2 separate regions of the Homo sapiens genome follow, and region 2 is linked to region 1. Evidence: chromatin loops called from intact Hi-C (ENCODE). Cell type or tissue: B cell. All regions are shown on one strand.

The links. A loop is a pair of places that touch in the nucleus more often than their neighbours do. Peaks named below come from ENCODE experiments on the same cell type or tissue, not always from the same donor. Only the 100,000 strongest peaks of a DNase experiment are listed, where the experiment ranks them.
Region 2: a loop joins it to region 1, with 10 times the contacts of the local background. A loop is called at or near these places in 18 of 110 quality-filtered maps.

Annotation. Positions count from the first base shown.
Region 1 is chr11:124,796,013-124,804,012 of GRCh38, forward strand. MSANTD2 (Myb/SANT DNA binding domain containing 2) reads right to left here and starts at 4,394. Exons shown (of 4, transcript NM_001308027.2): 1 at 3,859-4,394. The coding sequence starts at 4,368. MSANTD2-AS1 (MSANTD2 antisense RNA 1) reads left to right here and starts at 4,416. Exons shown (of 5, transcript NR_103862.1): 1 at 4,416-5,244; 2 at 5,972-6,145. RefSeq lists silencers at 3,037-3,086, 3,317-3,396, 3,797-4,036, 4,077-4,746 and an enhancer at 3,973-4,580. In B cell, CTCF peaks have their summits at 4,021 and 4,220; a DNase peak (open chromatin) is centred at 4,499; H3K4me3 peaks cover 2,555 bases; H3K27ac peaks cover 2,575 bases.
Region 2 is chr11:124,742,858-124,750,857 of GRCh38, forward strand. It overlaps NRGN (neurogranin), which reads left to right. Exons shown (of 4, transcript NM_006176.3): 2 at 2,646-2,872; 3 at 3,108-3,125; 4 at 3,547-4,353. The coding sequence ends at 2,867. It overlaps VSIG2 (V-set and immunoglobulin domain containing 2), which reads right to left. Exons shown (of 7, transcript NM_014312.5): 3 at 7,857-8,000; 4 at 6,851-7,009; 5 at 5,787-5,906; 6 at 5,533-5,677; 7 at 4,617-4,810. The coding sequence ends at 4,678. NRGN-AS1 (NRGN antisense RNA 1) reads right to left here and starts at 4,108. Exons shown (of 4, transcript NR_197587.1): 1 at 3,916-4,108; 2 at 3,382-3,473; 3 at 3,058-3,141; 4 at 1,405-2,038. RefSeq lists enhancers at 2,520-3,053, 3,588-4,121 and a silencer at 4,088-4,347. In B cell, CTCF peaks have their summits at 3,902 and 4,104; DNase peaks (open chromatin) are centred at 4,044 and 6,000; H3K4me3 peaks cover 1,681 bases; H3K27ac peaks cover 1,067 bases.

The sequences.
Region 1 (8,000 bases):
AGACATCAAAATCAAACTTTGCAGCAATAAACAAATTTTCATATCTGACTGTAAATTAAAATCTTGTGTGCTTAGAAACATGTTCATTTAGACAGTATTAAAAAGTAGGATGTTAGTCTCAAAATCCAAGAGTTAAATTATTAATTCAATTTCAATACTTATAATTTTAGTATTTTTACTGTATAGATAAGAGGACCAAGGCACAGTCCAAAGAAGGTAAGTGACATGCTTTAAGGTGATTCAGGAAGGTGGTCAGAAAAGGGTGCAATAAGGCTCAGCTTTCTGATCCTTTATACAATGTGAGGAAGGCTGCTAATCAGAAATTATCTGACTAAAGGAAGGTTTGCATGGAAAAATTAAAGTTGCTATATAGCTCTTCCTTTTAAAGTTAGAAGAAATTATTTACTGGGTTTTCATAGTTGAATTCTTTTTTTTTAAGAGACCAGGTCTCACTATGTTGCCCAAGCTGGAGTACAGTGGCTATTTACAGGTGCTATGATCATGGCACACTGCAGCCTCAAATTCATGAGCTCAAGCGATCCTCCCACCTCACCCTCTAAAGTAGCTGGGACAACAGGGAAGCGCTACTGTACCCGGCTCATAATTGAATTTTTGACAGGAATTTCAAATATATTAGCCCAGAAATGTAATTGACTCACACATATTCCTTCTCTGTGAGCCTCTGACATTGAGTTCACATGTACTTTAGTCTGCGTAAGAAGTTCCTCCTTTTCCTTTTCCACATCTTACTACTTTGCTTCTATTTTGTAAAATCTAAAGCAAAAAGTATTACTAAGTTTCTTTTTGTAGTTCTCATCAACACAAAGTGAAAGAGATTTTTGAACTACTTGTTTTAAATCTGCATTTCTGAAACTGGGATCTAATGACTTCTTTTCAGAGGTTTGAGATTCTCTGAGATTTTAAGATAGCAGTTTTATTTTCATAAGCATAATCTGAGTTACTTGAACATCCACTTCATAATTGTGTAGGAATATGATTTCAGTGACCACATTTGCTTCTGTGCTGAAGATTACATTCACACTAAATCTCCTTAAATGCAGTATTCTTCAGACTGGGTTCCAAAGTCTGTTTTTTCGTTAAACAGCAGTATTATTGAATAATACTGCTGCAGATTTTTATATTTTCCAATATTCTCTTTCTAGACTTTATTTGGTGAATTAATTAAATAAGGCCGGATGTGGTGGCTCTCGCCTATAATCCCAGCACTTTGGGAGGCCAAGGCAGGCGGATCGCTTGATTCTAGGAGTTTGAGACCAGTCTAGGCAACACAGTGAGACCCTGCTTCTAAAAAAACAAAAATACAAAATTTAAAAATTAGCTGGGCGTGGTAGTAAATGCCTGTAGTCCTAGCTACTCAGGAAGCTGAGGTGGGAGCATCACTTAGGTCCAGGAGTTCAAGGCTGCAGTGAGCTATGATCACGTTACTGCACTCCAGCTTAGGCAACAGAGCAAAACCCTGCCTCCATTAAAAATAAACATAAAACAAATTAAAAAAAATGTAGTGTCTACTATATGCTAGTACAGCAGTGAGTAAGAGAGACCAGAACCTGTCCTTAGAGAGCTTATCATTCTGGCAGGAACACTCAACATTACTAATGAAAAAGTCTGGGTTCTTTGATTGAAATCACATAAAGAGTAGAGCACTTTAAAACACAAAACAGTTATCTGCCCTCCTTGTTAACAGCTACTATGGATCAGAGAACCCATACTCATCAGCACATTCCCAAAATACCCTAAGAGCTTGAGGTCAACTTGGTTTTACCTGTCTGGACACAGGTAAACCAATCCTCTTCTAAAAATTATTCAAATAAATCTCCTTTTCTTGCTTTAAGTTATCCTTCTCATAACTGGACAATGAAACAACCCAATTAGATACTCCCTGGTTGAGAAACAATTTTATGGAGAGATTTATATTCAGTGAGGTTTTGACAACACACTTTTTCTGCGTGATTGGGAAGTTTCTACAGACAGAAATCAATCAAGCTGAAACAGTTTAAAATGCCTAAAATGCACTTCTAAACTCAAGAAGAGGTCATGGATAGACGCTAGCCAAGACAGTACAAAAAGTCTCCCAAAAATTTAACCTTGGCTGGGCACGGTGGCTCACGCCTGTAATCCTAGTGCTTTGGGAGACTGAGGCAGGACAGCTTGAGACCAGGGAGCTAAAACCAGCCTGAGCAACGTAGAAGACCCTGTCTCTTAAAAAAAAAAAAAAAAAAAAAAAAAATTTAATGAGCCAGGTGTGGTGGGGCATGCCTGCAGTCCTAGCTACTGGGGAGGATTGTTTGAGCCCAGGAGTTCTTCAGGTTGGGCAAGAGAGGGAGATCCTCTCTCTAAATATAAATAAATAAAAATTAAAATTTAACCTTAATGACGTTGAATAGAACAAATGAGATTCAGAGAAGAGTAGCTTTGTCCTATTAGCTACTACTTTAATGTCTTTGTTAAAAAAAGAGAAAGCTTAAGAAGTCCCAAAGATAAATGTTATCAAATACACTAATTTAAATTTGTAATGGAGTAATTAATGGGTGGCAAATTCCTTGAACAATAGTAGGTTTTAAATATCTTAGTTTGTGGACCCAGTTTTCTAAGCAACAACATCCCCAAAGAAATACTACTGGAGCCAAGACCTGGAGAACTTTGGTGCAATTTCCCTCCTTTAGCTTACTCTAACTCATGATTGCGCCTATTAGACTTTATTATTGCTCTTTAGTGTGATCATTCTTATTTTATAATTGTTCTTGGTGGTTTTTATCCCCCCTCAAGAAGTTCCCAGAAAAAGTGCCAGCTGTATCAGAAAAGAAGTGCACAGATAATAGGATAAGTAGTTCAGTAAAAACTGGGAGAATCCTATCACAATCTTTTTAGCAGCCACTACGATGAGGAAATGAGCTTAACTAAAATACAACTCCTTATCTGCCAATAATACAAATATGAAAGCCTAGAGTCAGTTCTAGTAGCAAAATCTTAACCTGGCTAAGATTTCTAGCCCAAATTAAGCCTCTGCATTTAAACATGCAGGTACACAAGGACGGCCAGATGCACACTGAGAGTTCTACTTGTCACCACATCCGGCACAGAAACTGAAGCAGGGAAAAACTGGCTTTCCTGAAGGAGCTTCCTAAGAAACCGCAGGGCCTCAAGCCAATCTAACTCTGGAGGCATCGACAATCCAAATTCCAGACCAACTCTTGGCCAAGCTAACTTTTATGGTGTACACTAACTCCGCGGTAACAATACACAATCTGGCTACAATCAAGCCTTTCCAATTCTCCAAAGCATCTCTAGTCTTACTCGTCCTTCGTAGCTCAAGATAGAAGCAAAGCGACTGACACAAAGGCCAGTCGTCCCAAGGCGCTTTTTCTATGGCTCCGCTACGGCCACTTATTAACTATTCCTAAACTAGGGGCTCAATGCCCCCCCCTTCTGCCCTTCCTCAATCCTGCCCCGGCCGGTAAGCCTCTGCCTGGGAGCCCCTCCGCCTGGAACAAAGCGAGGGGCCCCGGCGGTGGGGGCAAGAGGCGCCAGCGGCACGGGGACTGCCGCACGGCGCACAATGAGAAACTACCAACTTCAGAGCGCAGGAACATCTCAATTGGCAAGAAAGAGGGGCGGCGGCAGGCACGCCCAACTTCAAACTCAGGAAACCTACGGGCTGGCGGCCATCTGGGAAAAAGCCCCCTTCCCAGGGAGAGAAGAAAAAGGCGGAGGAGATGCGAATCGCCCACCGGGCCCCGGAGGAGAGCCCTGCCCTCAGACCGGCCCCCGCCCCCGAGGCCCGCTTCCCCGCCTTCTCTCTGCCTCTGGTTCGCTGCCCCAGGCCGGGCGGCCGGTTACCTTGATGCGCTCCCGGCACTGGGACGGGGTCCGCTCGTAGCCCAGCTCGGCCAGGGCCCGGGACACGCGCTCGTACATGGCTGGCCCGGGGGCCTTGCTGCCGAACACCGTGCCGGCTCCCTCCAGCTGCTGGTACCGCGCCTCCACCAGCCGCTCGTTGCCCCACACTGCGATGAGCGCGTTCGTCTCGGCTGGCGTCCACGACATGCCCCGGCAGGCGGCGGCGGCGGCTGCCGCAGCCCCGCCACCGCCGCCACCAGGGGAGAAGGAGACCGAGGACGAGGCGGCGCTGCGGCCCCCCAGCCCCAGCCCGAGACCCCCGGACGCCGCTGCCCCCGAGCCCGCCGCACTGCCCGGCCCGAGCGGGGAGGCACCCCGAGGCGTGGAAGGGTCGGACAGCGATGGATTTCCGTCGCTCAGGCCACCAGGAGAAGCCGGGGAAAGCACCTCCATCTTCGGAATTTTTAGCGGCGAGTTGGCGGGCAGCTCCGAGCCACAGGGCGCAGCCATCTTCCAAGCGGCCGCCGCTGCACCGCCCGGAAGTGACGCGCCCGCGCATCCGGCCACCGCGGTCTCCGGGGCTGCCCTCGGGCCTGGCTCGCCCGCGGGCGGATGGCTCCGGGTCTCTGCTGCTGAGGATGTGGCTGCCGGGCGGAGGTCGTCCACTCCCCTGGGCCTTTCTCCGCGAGCCCTCCCACGCCGCCCGCTCCTCTCCCGGGGCGAAGGGCGGGGACGAGGCGCGCCGAAGCCCCGAGCTGAAGAGAAGGGTGGGGGCATGAGGGCGCTGGAGTGAGGAACAGATTGGAGCCTTCCCACTTCCTCTCCAATCTCAGCCCCCGGGAGGAGGGGTGAGGCCCTCGAGGGGGCCCGGAGTTAAGGAGGAATAGACCGTTTCTCTCTCTCCTGTCTCCCCCGCCTCTGCCCGTCTTCCCTCTAAGCCGGCCTCTAGGTGCAGAGGCTGACGTCCAGGATGGGGACCGGGGAAGCCTCTGGAGGGTATATCCGGGAAGGCACCAAGGCTGAAGTGAGAGCGGTTCTGGGGAAGGCTTTAAAAAGCAGATATGGACCAGGGTAGAGTTCGTACGCTGTAGCTTTTCAAGAACACCGATCTCATTAATTAAAGAACAGCAACTATTTAATTCCAGTTATAAACTATTGTTTTCCAGTTAGTCTGGGTAGGTGTGGCCGTTTGTAGAATAGTTAGATTACATTAGTCTATTGCGTTGGTACAGTTGTCTATAGCTTGAGCATATAAAAACTCCTGAGCCCAGCAGAAAAGTTACTTTCCAATACCAGTCTCCATCCTCCGTGCTTTGGAAGTTGCATCGTTTTCCGGTTTTTCGTACTCAAAGAACACTGTCAATTATGACAGCTCTGTGACCTCTGGTAATGAATTAGTGTATTAGTCACTCCTGAAACGTTCCTTAAAGTGCTGGAACTTAACAGTAGCACAGCACATCCAGTACACAGCTGTACCGTATTTCCATATTTTTCAAAGCTGAAAATCTTAATTGGATATCTTGGATCATTAACTTAAAACCTCAGCGGATTTTTCTTTCAAAGCAGACATAACTGAGGATGCTGACCAATGAATGCAAATAAACTATGCAATATTTTTTAAAATAACAAATGTATGTTAGTTTTTTTTAAGCTGAGGTCAACTATGTTTTGGGGGGTATGTGCTTTTTTAAATTATTGTTTTATTTCAATCGATTTTTGGGGGTAACAGGTGGCGTTTGGTTACATGAATAAGGTTTTTAGTGGTGATTTCTGAGATTTTGGTGCGTCCGAGCAATGTACACTGTATCCAATGTGTAGTCTTTTGTCCCTCATTAGCCTTCCCCTTACCCCTGAGCTCCCGAGTCCCCAAAGTCCAATGTATCATTCTTATTGAAGACAGCTAAATTTTTAACTCTGAGACTCACTGGAGAGAATGACTGGTTGTCTTTGGGTGTTACTGAAAAGCCAAAGGATTAAGCAATAGGGATAAAGTAGAGGAGGAGATAATTGTTCTCGTATGTCATATGAAAATGCTAACCATAGTTTGTAAGCTAACAGAAGAAGCCTGAGGAAGTTCCCGAATTTATGATATCCTCTTCCCTTTTTTCCAAAGAAAGATGCAGTCTAGCACCTCAGTTAAGAATATGGACTCTAAAGTCAGACTGCCAGGCTTCAAATTCCAGTTCTGCGACCTCAGCAAAGTTACTTAACCAAGCTCTCAGTGCCTTGTTTTCTTCATCTGTAAAATGAGGATGACGTCACAGCATTGTTGAGAGAATTAATACAGGTAAAGTCCTTAGAACGGTGCCTGGTTCACAGTAAACATTGTGTGAGGACTGTAAAAGAATCTGAAACATCTATCAAAACAAAATTAACTCTCATTCAGCCCAGTGATAAATGTTTTAATGTCATAAGGTATTTGGTGTGTATGAAAGGGAGAGTTGTGCCTAAATCATATACTAAATCAGAGATTCCAAAGAGGGGTGTGTGTGTGTGTGTGTGTGTGTGTGTGTGTGTGTGGGAGACAGGGTCTCACTCTGTCACTGAGGCTGGAGTGCAGTGGTGTGATCTCAGCTCACTGCAACCTCTGGTCCCAGGCTCAAGCGATCCTCCCACCTCAGCCTTCCAAGTAGCTGGGACCACAGGTATGTGCCACCACTCCCGGCTAATTTATGTATTTTTTGTAGAGATGGGGTTTCACCATGTTGCCTAGGCTGGTCTCAAACTCCTGGGCTCAAGTGATCCTCCACCTTTGCCTCCCAAAGTGCTGGGATTACAGGCATGAGCCACTGCACCCAGCCCTCCAAAGAGTTTTTAAATTACCACTTTAACCTTCTGTCATTGTCCCACAAGTCTGAAAAACAACAACAACAAAAACCCCTCCTCCTATTATCATGGGATCCTCGGGATGTGGCTTTGCCAGCCAGAAATCTCTGTGGCTGGTGGTGCCTTTGCCCAAGTTTTGCTTGGGCCCACTAGGTTCCTTCTGCCCACTCAGCCTGGCAGGCTGCACTCAGCTCATGCTACCAGCCCAGATCCCACACCTGCCAAGGGTAAGCCAGGCACAGAGCAGCAAGGGGTGCATGAGCGAGCAAGTGTGGGGTCTGGCCACTGCCCACAGCCAGGCACATCAGCTATGGCAGGTTGGGCAGCTCCAGGAGCCAGCATGGGCACTGGCTCCCTGTGAGGTTGCGGCTGGACCAGGCATACCACGAGCAGCTTCTGCTGATGGTACCAGGGAATGTGGTGGCTCCCAGAAGCTTGGCGACACCAGGAACTGCAGAGTCCCAAAGAGGGTGTAAGAGCCCTGGTTCGGGGAGCTCCTAGGTCTGGACTCCCCAAAGGGCCACAGGCAGGAGAATCGCTTGAATCTGGGAGGCAGAGGCTGCGGTGATCCGAGATGGCACCATTGTACTCCAGCCTGGGCAACAAGAGCGAAACTCCGTCTCCAAACAAACAAACAAAACAAAAACAAGTGTCCCTATATGCATGGGTGTGTTTCTGGGCTCTTCTATTACATTCATCTGTTTGTCTATCCATTTTTCTATTTGTGTTGCTTGTAATAATATCACACTGCTTTAATTACTGTGAGTTTATAGTAAGTCTTATGTCGAATACAGCAAGTGCCTCCTCACCCTCTTGCTTTTCCTCCTCCTCTTCCAAGAGTAGCTTGCTATTCTTAATCTTTTGCATTCTCCTATACATTTTAGAATTCATTTGTCAAATTCTACAGAAAAAAACTGCGGTTATTTTGAATGGTATTGCATTGAATCTGTGGACCAATTTGAGAACTGACATTTGTACAGTAATCACCCGTAGAGTCCTTGGAAATGGTATAAACCTTTAGTCTCTCAATAAAATTACGTTATTTACTTCATAAAGGTCTTACACATTTTTGTTCAGTTTGTTCCTAGGTAGTTGATTTTTTAAAATGTTTTTGTAAGTGGTATCATTTTTAAATTTTATTTTCTATTTTTTTTCTTTTGAGACAGGGTCTTGCCCTGTCACCCAGGCTGGAGTGCAGTGGTGTAAACATGGCTCACTGCAGCCTCAACCTCCGGGGCTCAAGCAAACCTCCTGCTGCAACCTCCCAAGTAGCTGGGTCTACAGGCATGCACCAACACATCTGGCTAATTTCTAAT
Region 2 (8,000 bases), 53 kb before region 1:
TCATTAGTTGTGGCTGAAGAAAATGAGACTCTCAGAGATGAAGTGATGTGCCCAGTTGGGACTAGAAGGCTTGGACCCCACTTTGCTGACCAGGGCACCTTCCACCTCCTCCTCCCTCCCAGAAGTCCCTACTTCCTATGGAACTGTCAGGCACACACCAGCAACCTTGGCTTTGGAAAGCACCAGCCAGGCACCATGACCAATGAACCTCTTCCCAGGTCCTTTCAATCTCCTTCCACTTCCACCTGTGGACTGGCCACCTGGCAGCTCTGTCCTGAAAATTCAGCTGGTAGGAGAGGGAGCTGGTTCTGGGGAGGAACATGGAGTGTCGGGGGTGGCTTTGCCTGCTATTCCAGGTTTCCATTCTGGATCCAGCTGGGGCGGGCGGTGACAGCAGGTCGGGTCTAGCGTGGTTGGAGGCAGATATCCCTTCCTCCACTCAACCTTCCCACTCCTCCACAGCTGCGAGGCCAAGGAGGAAAGGTAGGTCAGGAATGCTTTTTTATGGTTGTCACCCTCTTGAGAAGAAGCCTCACTGTTCCCTGAGGATATCCCAAGAAAGACTTGAGCTCTAAGAATAAAACATTCCAAAGGAGTCTTTTCTGAGCACCCTAGACCTGTGTTTGGCCTTTCCACAACCATACCTGCCTTTTTGTAACTCTTTTTTTCTTTCTGTTTTTTTGACTCTTCTACCAAAATGTAACTCCTTTTAACTGTGTTTAAATCGATTATGGGCATCTTGAGCACGAATTGAAGAATGTGAAGCCCAGGAAATGAGGCTAACCTTGGGAAACATGGCGAGGGGAACCATTTATAAGCCGGGGCTTGGGCATCTGGAGTTTAAGCTTGTGGTCCTGGGGCAGAATCTGGCTAGGACAGTGATCACTGAAGCCTTCCTCATATCCTGTCCACTTCTATGAACCGGATGGATGATGGCAGGGAGAGCTAATGTGCAGAACTGAATTACCATTATTATGTGAAACCTTGGTCATCTCGTGTCCTAGAAGAAAAAGATAGTCAAAGCAGTGGAAGACTTCATGAAAAGAAAAAAAAAAAGAAGGAGGCAAATTCCTAGAAGCCAGTGAGCCAGATCAAAGGAGAAATGTCCTTCTAACTTCATAGTAACCATCCCCATCCTGACCCACACTAATACTGCAAGTAATGTTAATGCAACAAAAGGGCTCAGAGGCTGAATTCCTCTCCGTTCCATAGCCTTTCCTCTGCAATCTATACCATCAATCCCCTCACGCCTTCTACTTTCAGCCAGGGCAGGCTGTCAGAGAAGCAGAAACCTAGTTTGGGGCATAGAGGTGGGCCTGATTATTATTAGGTTGAACCATATGAAATTGTTATTATATGACCACTTTTGGCCTACAAAAATGACTATTTCACATTAACTTAATGTTATTTTTAAGACAAGCATAAAAGCTACCATTTATTGAGCAGCTAGGTTGTGCAAGAGACTTTATGCATATCATGCTGTTTATTCTTCCCCACGACCCATAGAGGTGGATACCATTATCCTGATATTTTAGAGGAAGGAGCTGAGATAGGAAAAGATTAGATAACTTGCCGAAGGCCACACACCTATAGCAAATGGTAGACCTTGGCTGGTTGACTGGGCTGCATTTTCTTATCCTACAAAGTAGGGGTAAAAATATATATTCTGGACTCTGAAATACAAAGGTTTGAATCTTGGGTCCACTGGTAACTGTCCGTATGACCCAGGTAGGTTTTTAAACAGTCTAATCATTAGTTTTATTAGGGGTAATGATAAAAAGGTACGTAATAGCTTTATTTTGGGGGACTAAATAAAATAATGCCTGTAAAACACCGTTATTGCACCTGGAACAAGGTAAGTGCTTAAGTGGTAGCTATCACCATAATTCCCTTCTTCCTCATAAGCACACCCTGGAAAGGGCTTCTTGCTCCTGCAGGTCTTTTCATTTTCTTTTCTTTTTCTTTTTTTTCTTGGAGTGAAGCCTTTTCTTTATCACTTCATCCAAATCATCTCCTATCTCCTGTGTTTGAGTTCATCCTTGGGCAGTGGAAAATGAAGAGTCAATGGGAAAACAATCTCTGGGCCTCTAGCCTTAGGTCGGGGGAGGCTGGCTCACTGACTAGTATCCCCATCCTCTCCCTAATTCCAGCTGTGAGCTTTCTGCATTTCTACTGGGGAGAGGGCTGGCGGACTGAGGCTTCTCCATCCTCTCCACGGAAAACCCTGGACTCAGACTGGGTCCTTCTGAGCTGGAGGTACCCTCTGAGAGCAGGGGGACAGGCGGCCACTCCAGGAGTGCCTGCTGCTGTTTTCCTTGCCCCTCCAAACCCACCCTCCAATCAGCTCTGCAGACCCCTAACTCGGTGCTGGTGATGGGCCTGGCTCTCCCGCACCCAATCCTGCCTGCACTTCTCTTTCCTGAATTGAGACATGACTGTCCACCTGGCCCTGAACCTTCTTCGCCTGTCGCTGCCCATGCCCCAGTGAGTGTCCCTGCCATAGCCCTGCTCCAGGCTCGACACCCCTCTCTGTACCTCCCACCCCCGCGTCGCCATAGTCCCTGTCCCTCAGGGCTCTATTCCTACCCCACTCCCGCGGATCAAGACCCAGTGACCCCACAAGAACCCCCCTGCTTCGCCCCCAGGAGAACGCCTGCTCCAAGCCGGACGACGACATTCTAGACATCCCGCTGGACGATCCCGGCGCCAACGCGGCCGCCGCCAAAATCCAGGCGAGTTTTCGGGGCCACATGGCGCGGAAGAAGATAAAGAGCGGAGAGCGCGGCCGGAAGGGCCCGGGCCCTGGGGGGCCTGGCGGAGCTGGGGTGGCCCGGGGAGGCGCGGGCGGCGGCCCCAGCGGAGACTAGGCCAGGTGAGGCGGGCGGCGCGCGGCTGGCTGACAGCTGCCCTTCCCCAGCCCTCCCCAGGAGCAGGGGGAGAATAAGGGCGGGTTGGAGGTGCAGGGGGCGTGGAGGGAGCTAAGGGTTGGGGGATAGAAATCCGAGATGGGAGGTGGGTGGGAAGAGGCTGAAGGTTGCGCGGATTCCAGGAGCTCACCTGTTTCTCCCTCTGCATCCTCCCTTCTGCCCCGCCCTGGACCGAAGAAGAACTGAGCATTTTCAAAGGTAATGAACACGGCCCCTAGGCGGCGGGGTGGGACCCGTGAGTGGGAGAAAAGGATCGAATCCCCAGCCCTTCCCTCTGCCCACCCTCACCCCTCCCAGCCGGGGAAAATGCACCCTGCCCCTGCGGGTTTTCTGATACATCCAGACGCCCGAGGCTGCGACGGGGACATACCTGGACCAAGACATGCGCAGCCACCCCATTTGGCTGCACAAGCCCGGCCAAGGGGCAGAAATACATCGCGGCGCGCACACGTACCTGCCGCGGGGCTCATTTCAGCGCTTTGACTCGGGGTGGGGGTTCTGGGTGACTGGGGCCCTCTGGCACTCACCGCCCAAAGAATCCTGGTACTGAAAGGGGGAAGGGTGGGGGGAAGAGGAAGTAGCAGAAGAGGGCAGGTTCTCAGACCTTTTCTCTCCTCAGTTCCCGAGGAGAGATGGATGCCGCGTCCCCTTCGCAGCGACGAGACTTCCCTGCCGTGTTTGTGACCCCCTCCTGCCCAGCAACCTGCCAGCTACAGGAGCCCCCTGCGTCCCAGAGACTCCCTCACCCAGGCAGGCTCCGTCGCGGAGTCGCTGAGTCCGTGCCCTTTTAGTTAGTTCTGCAGTCTAGTATGGTCCCCATTTGCCCTTCCACTCCACCCCACCCTAAACCATGCGCTCCCAATCTTCCTTCTTTTGCTTCTCGCCCACCTCTTCCCGCACCCAGCATGCAGCTCTGCCTCCGCAGCCTCAGTGCGCTTTCCTGCGCGCACTGCGGAGGGCGCCCTAAGCGTCACCCAAGCACACTCACTTAAAGAAAAAACGAGTTCTTTCGTTCTGTGCGCAGCTAAAAGGGGCGCCCTACATCTCCGTGCCACTCCCGCCCCAGCCTAGCCCCAAGACTTTGGATCCGGGGCGAGATGAAGGGAAGAGGGTTGTTTTGGTTTCGGACGACCCTTGCTCTGACCGGAAGAGAAGTCCCTATCCCACACCTGCCTGTCACGTTCCCTCCCCTTTCCCCAGCGCACTGTTGAGGGCAGCCTCTCCAGCTCTCTTGTTTATGCAAACGCCGAGCGCCTGGGAGGCTCGGTAGGAGGAGTCTTCCACGGCCCCGCCCCGCCCCTGTCGGTCCCGCCCTCCCCCCCGCCGGGCTCCTGGGGCTGTGGCCGAAAGGTTTCTGATCTCCGTGTGTGCATGTGACTGTGCTGGGTTGGAATGTGAACAATAAAGAGGAATGTCCAAGTGTTCAGAGGGTGCCGGGGGAGGGAGTTTGGGTGCACAAGGCCTCCGCTTGCAACTTGAACAAGCCTCCTTGGGCCAAACCAGAAACCAACAATCGGGGGCTGGTGGGGTGAAGTGGAGGGGCACCTAGGTTGAAACCCACCCCTTTGACCCGACCAAACTTCCTGCCTACCTTTTCTCGGACTTCAAGCCCATTCCTTCTCTTACTGTTAATACTCTGAGCCGCCTAGAGGAATTCGCCATACCAGCAGAAAGAAGAAGGAGACAGTATGGTACCCACAGACTTTAATTATTGATATTCCCCCTCACCGCCCTCAGGGATCGGGAGAAGTCACACGACCATAGGGAGCTTGGACTTGGTGGTCGTCACGGTGCTGGCAGACGAGGGTCTTTCCAGGAACCCCTTGCTAGAATCAGCCCTCATACAAGTGTGCTCAGAGATCCCAGGAGCGATGGCATCCTCCCTGATGGGTATAGGCAAGTTCTGAGTGAACAGTAGAAGCCTCCTGCGGAGGAGGGCCGTCCTCTAACCTGGGGACTCTTAAATTTCACTGTGCTTGAGAATAATCTGCGGAACTTTGGTTAAAATGAAATTTCTGGGCCTCATCACTCCCCAACGCACAACTACAGGAAGGCTAGAAGTGGCCTGAATCTGAATGTATAACTAGTTCCCGGTGATTTCTGTCCAGGTAATCTGAGGACTCCACCTGGAGAAATGTTGCTCTGATCCCTATCCTAGACCCTGACTGGCAGCTAAAGTGGATGACAGAGGCAGTTTCCCCTCCCCTTTCCTGATTTCCTCCACAGAAGAATTGAACTCAGCTGACTGCTCAGGACAAATCCATTTCCTGGCATCTACAAGCCACTACTACTCCCAGGTGGTTAAAATATATGAAAATACCTTCGGAACAGAAAAGTAAACTTTATTAAATATGAGGAGGGGCAGGGCAGTCCTGCAAACAGCTTCCCTGCCACAGCTTGTGGACCAGCCACTCCACCCTGTACCGCTTGCCTGTACCCTCAAATACACAGGTTACACTGCTGCCACCAGCAAATTCCACGGCTGAACAACACCTCCTGCCCCTAAACACACTGAATGATGTCGGAGTTTGAGGGTTGCAGGCACCCGCTTTTAACTCAAGCCCTTTCCTCCCTCCTTGCGCCACCCCCCAGCCCTCCTGCTCACCGAAGGTCACTACCCCCATATGTCTCCTTGGGCTTCTTCCCCCTCTCTTTCTGGAACCTGACCAGGCAGAACGCAGCAACTGACAGCAACAGCACGCCCAGGAGCACCCCAATCAGAGCTCCGGCCACTCGGCCTTGGGAGGGTTCTAAGGAGATACAGGACCCTCACTCAGAATTGCAGGCTTTCCTCGGCCCACCAGCCGACAGCTTCCCCAACACAAGGCTGCTGGCCTGGCCTCCACCCAGCATCCCTACCGGTCACAGAGAGGGTCAGCTCACAGGATGCACTGCCCATCTGGTTGGTGGCCACACAGCGGTAGGTGCCCGAGGAGGTCAGGGAGAGGTTGGTGAGAATGAGCTGGCCAGACACCTCATCTAGAGGATGAAGAGGAAGTGTTCCACGACTCATTCAACTCAGTGAGCAGCTCTACGAGGACAGCACATTTCATGTCATCCTTATAACAATCCTGTCAGGGAGCAACTAATTTTTTTTCACTGGGGAGGAAACCGGTTCAGAAGAAGGAAGTAGTGTGTCTGAGGTGACCCAGAGAGGAATTCCAAAGCTGCTACAACTTACCTGTTCTTTCCACCCTACATAGCTGCCTTTTTGGGAGGAGGAGGACTGCACACTCATGAAGGATTCAGAAACTGGCAATGGAGTCGGGGTGGGGTGCTTACTGGCTGATGTCAGGTTCCTGGTTTGGGGTAAAAGGCTTGATTGCTAGAAACTGCATCCTGTAGGGTGGCTCTAAGCTGACACAAATGCTTTTCTAAACTGTTTACCTTTGCCTTAGAAGGCAGAGCACATACCAGGAAGGTGATCTGGGGGTGGGTCATTCATTTCTGGATTGATAAAGGAGTTTGCTGGGGCTGGAGAGAGAACTGGATCCAGGAAGAGGAAGCCAAGAAACTAAGGCTCCTCCAAAGAAACTGGTTAAAAGATTCCAGCCAGTCCATGCTACTCTGCCTCAGTTTCCTCTCTAGGAAGTTTGGAAGTGGTCCACGACCCTTAGGAAACCTAAAAGAAATCTCCCCAAGGCAGATGGGTGGTCATCATCAGATTGCTCCCTGCCCTCTACTCTCTTCCAGGATATCAGCAGTATATTCAGCTTGAGAAATACCCCCAGGATCATGCAGCCACAGACTGCAGAAAGACAGGCAGGAGGGAACAATACAGGAAGCCAAGGAAGAGACAGGGAAAGGTATAGTGGTTTGTGTCATACCCCTAGTCATGGAACGGATAATACGGGTGTGTGGGATTTAGAGACCAGATTTGCCCAGGTCTCCAGTACCCTCTTCCTGATGCCCTGGGCCCTTACCTTGAACCATGCTGCCAGGAGAAGGTGTAGGAAAAGTTCCAAGACGCACCCAGTTGTACACTGGCTTAGGAGCCCCCTCGGAAGAGCTGCATCTCAGTGCAGTAGAGCCTCCCACAGAGGTTTGTCCACTCTGACTGCATAAGGGATTACTGGGGGGAACTGCAAAAAAAAAAAAAAAAAAAAAAAAACAGAAAGTTCCTCAGCAATCTTCCAGCCCCACTCCCAACTCCATTAGGTGCTACATTCTCTACTTCAATACCCCTATCAAACAGTGGTCCTCTTGGGTCCACACACCACTGCATCCCCAGGAACTGAGGGATTTCCACTATTGGAAATTCTGATTGTTAGAGAAAATTCTTCTTCATGTTGAGCCAAAATGTGTGTTAACATAACCTCCACCCATTGGTTTCAGTTCCTGCCCTTTGGGCCCACAAAGAGAAATTAAAATCTCTCCTCCACATGACAGCCCTTTGGATAGTTGAATCCAGCAGTAATACACCCATCCGAGGCCTTCTCTTTTCCATCTAAACACTGCCAGTCTCTGTGATAGTTTTTCTGGTTGCTCATCTCTGAAAAGGCTCTAGTTTGGGGTGAGACAGAAGCTCTGAGCACGAAGTTGGTGCTCAGTAATAGGGGCCCTTGTTCCTTTGGTGGCCACTCCCCTTCTCTGCCATTGACCTTGGGAGGGACAGAATCCAACTACCGATGAGAGCCTCCCCCATGATGGAGCTGCTGGGAGCAGGCTCAGATCCCCATGTATGGGAAGGACTTTCTCTCACACACTCTGTTATTAGGCTCTGATGGAGGAGATGCTCTCGGTGGAGGGTGGAGTTGGAGTATGACCATCTGAATTAGAAGACTTGGAAAGGGAGTATTTTCACTTGGGGCCCCCAGTGCAGTTGTGTGCTTGGGCTAAAAGTCAGAAACCAGAGATTTAGCAAGACCAGTGCAAACGCCCCAAGTATGTGAAAGAGTATGTGGCTCGTGGATCCCCAGTCTGCCTTACCCAGCACAGTAAGGTTGATTAGCCCCAACCCATTGGTGTAGAAATCTGGTGGGTTGTTGACTTGGCAGAGGTAGGTTCCAGTATCTGAGGGGTGGACGTCAGTCAGTTTCAGTGTGGCCACCCCCACTGTGGGGGGGTTCTGAA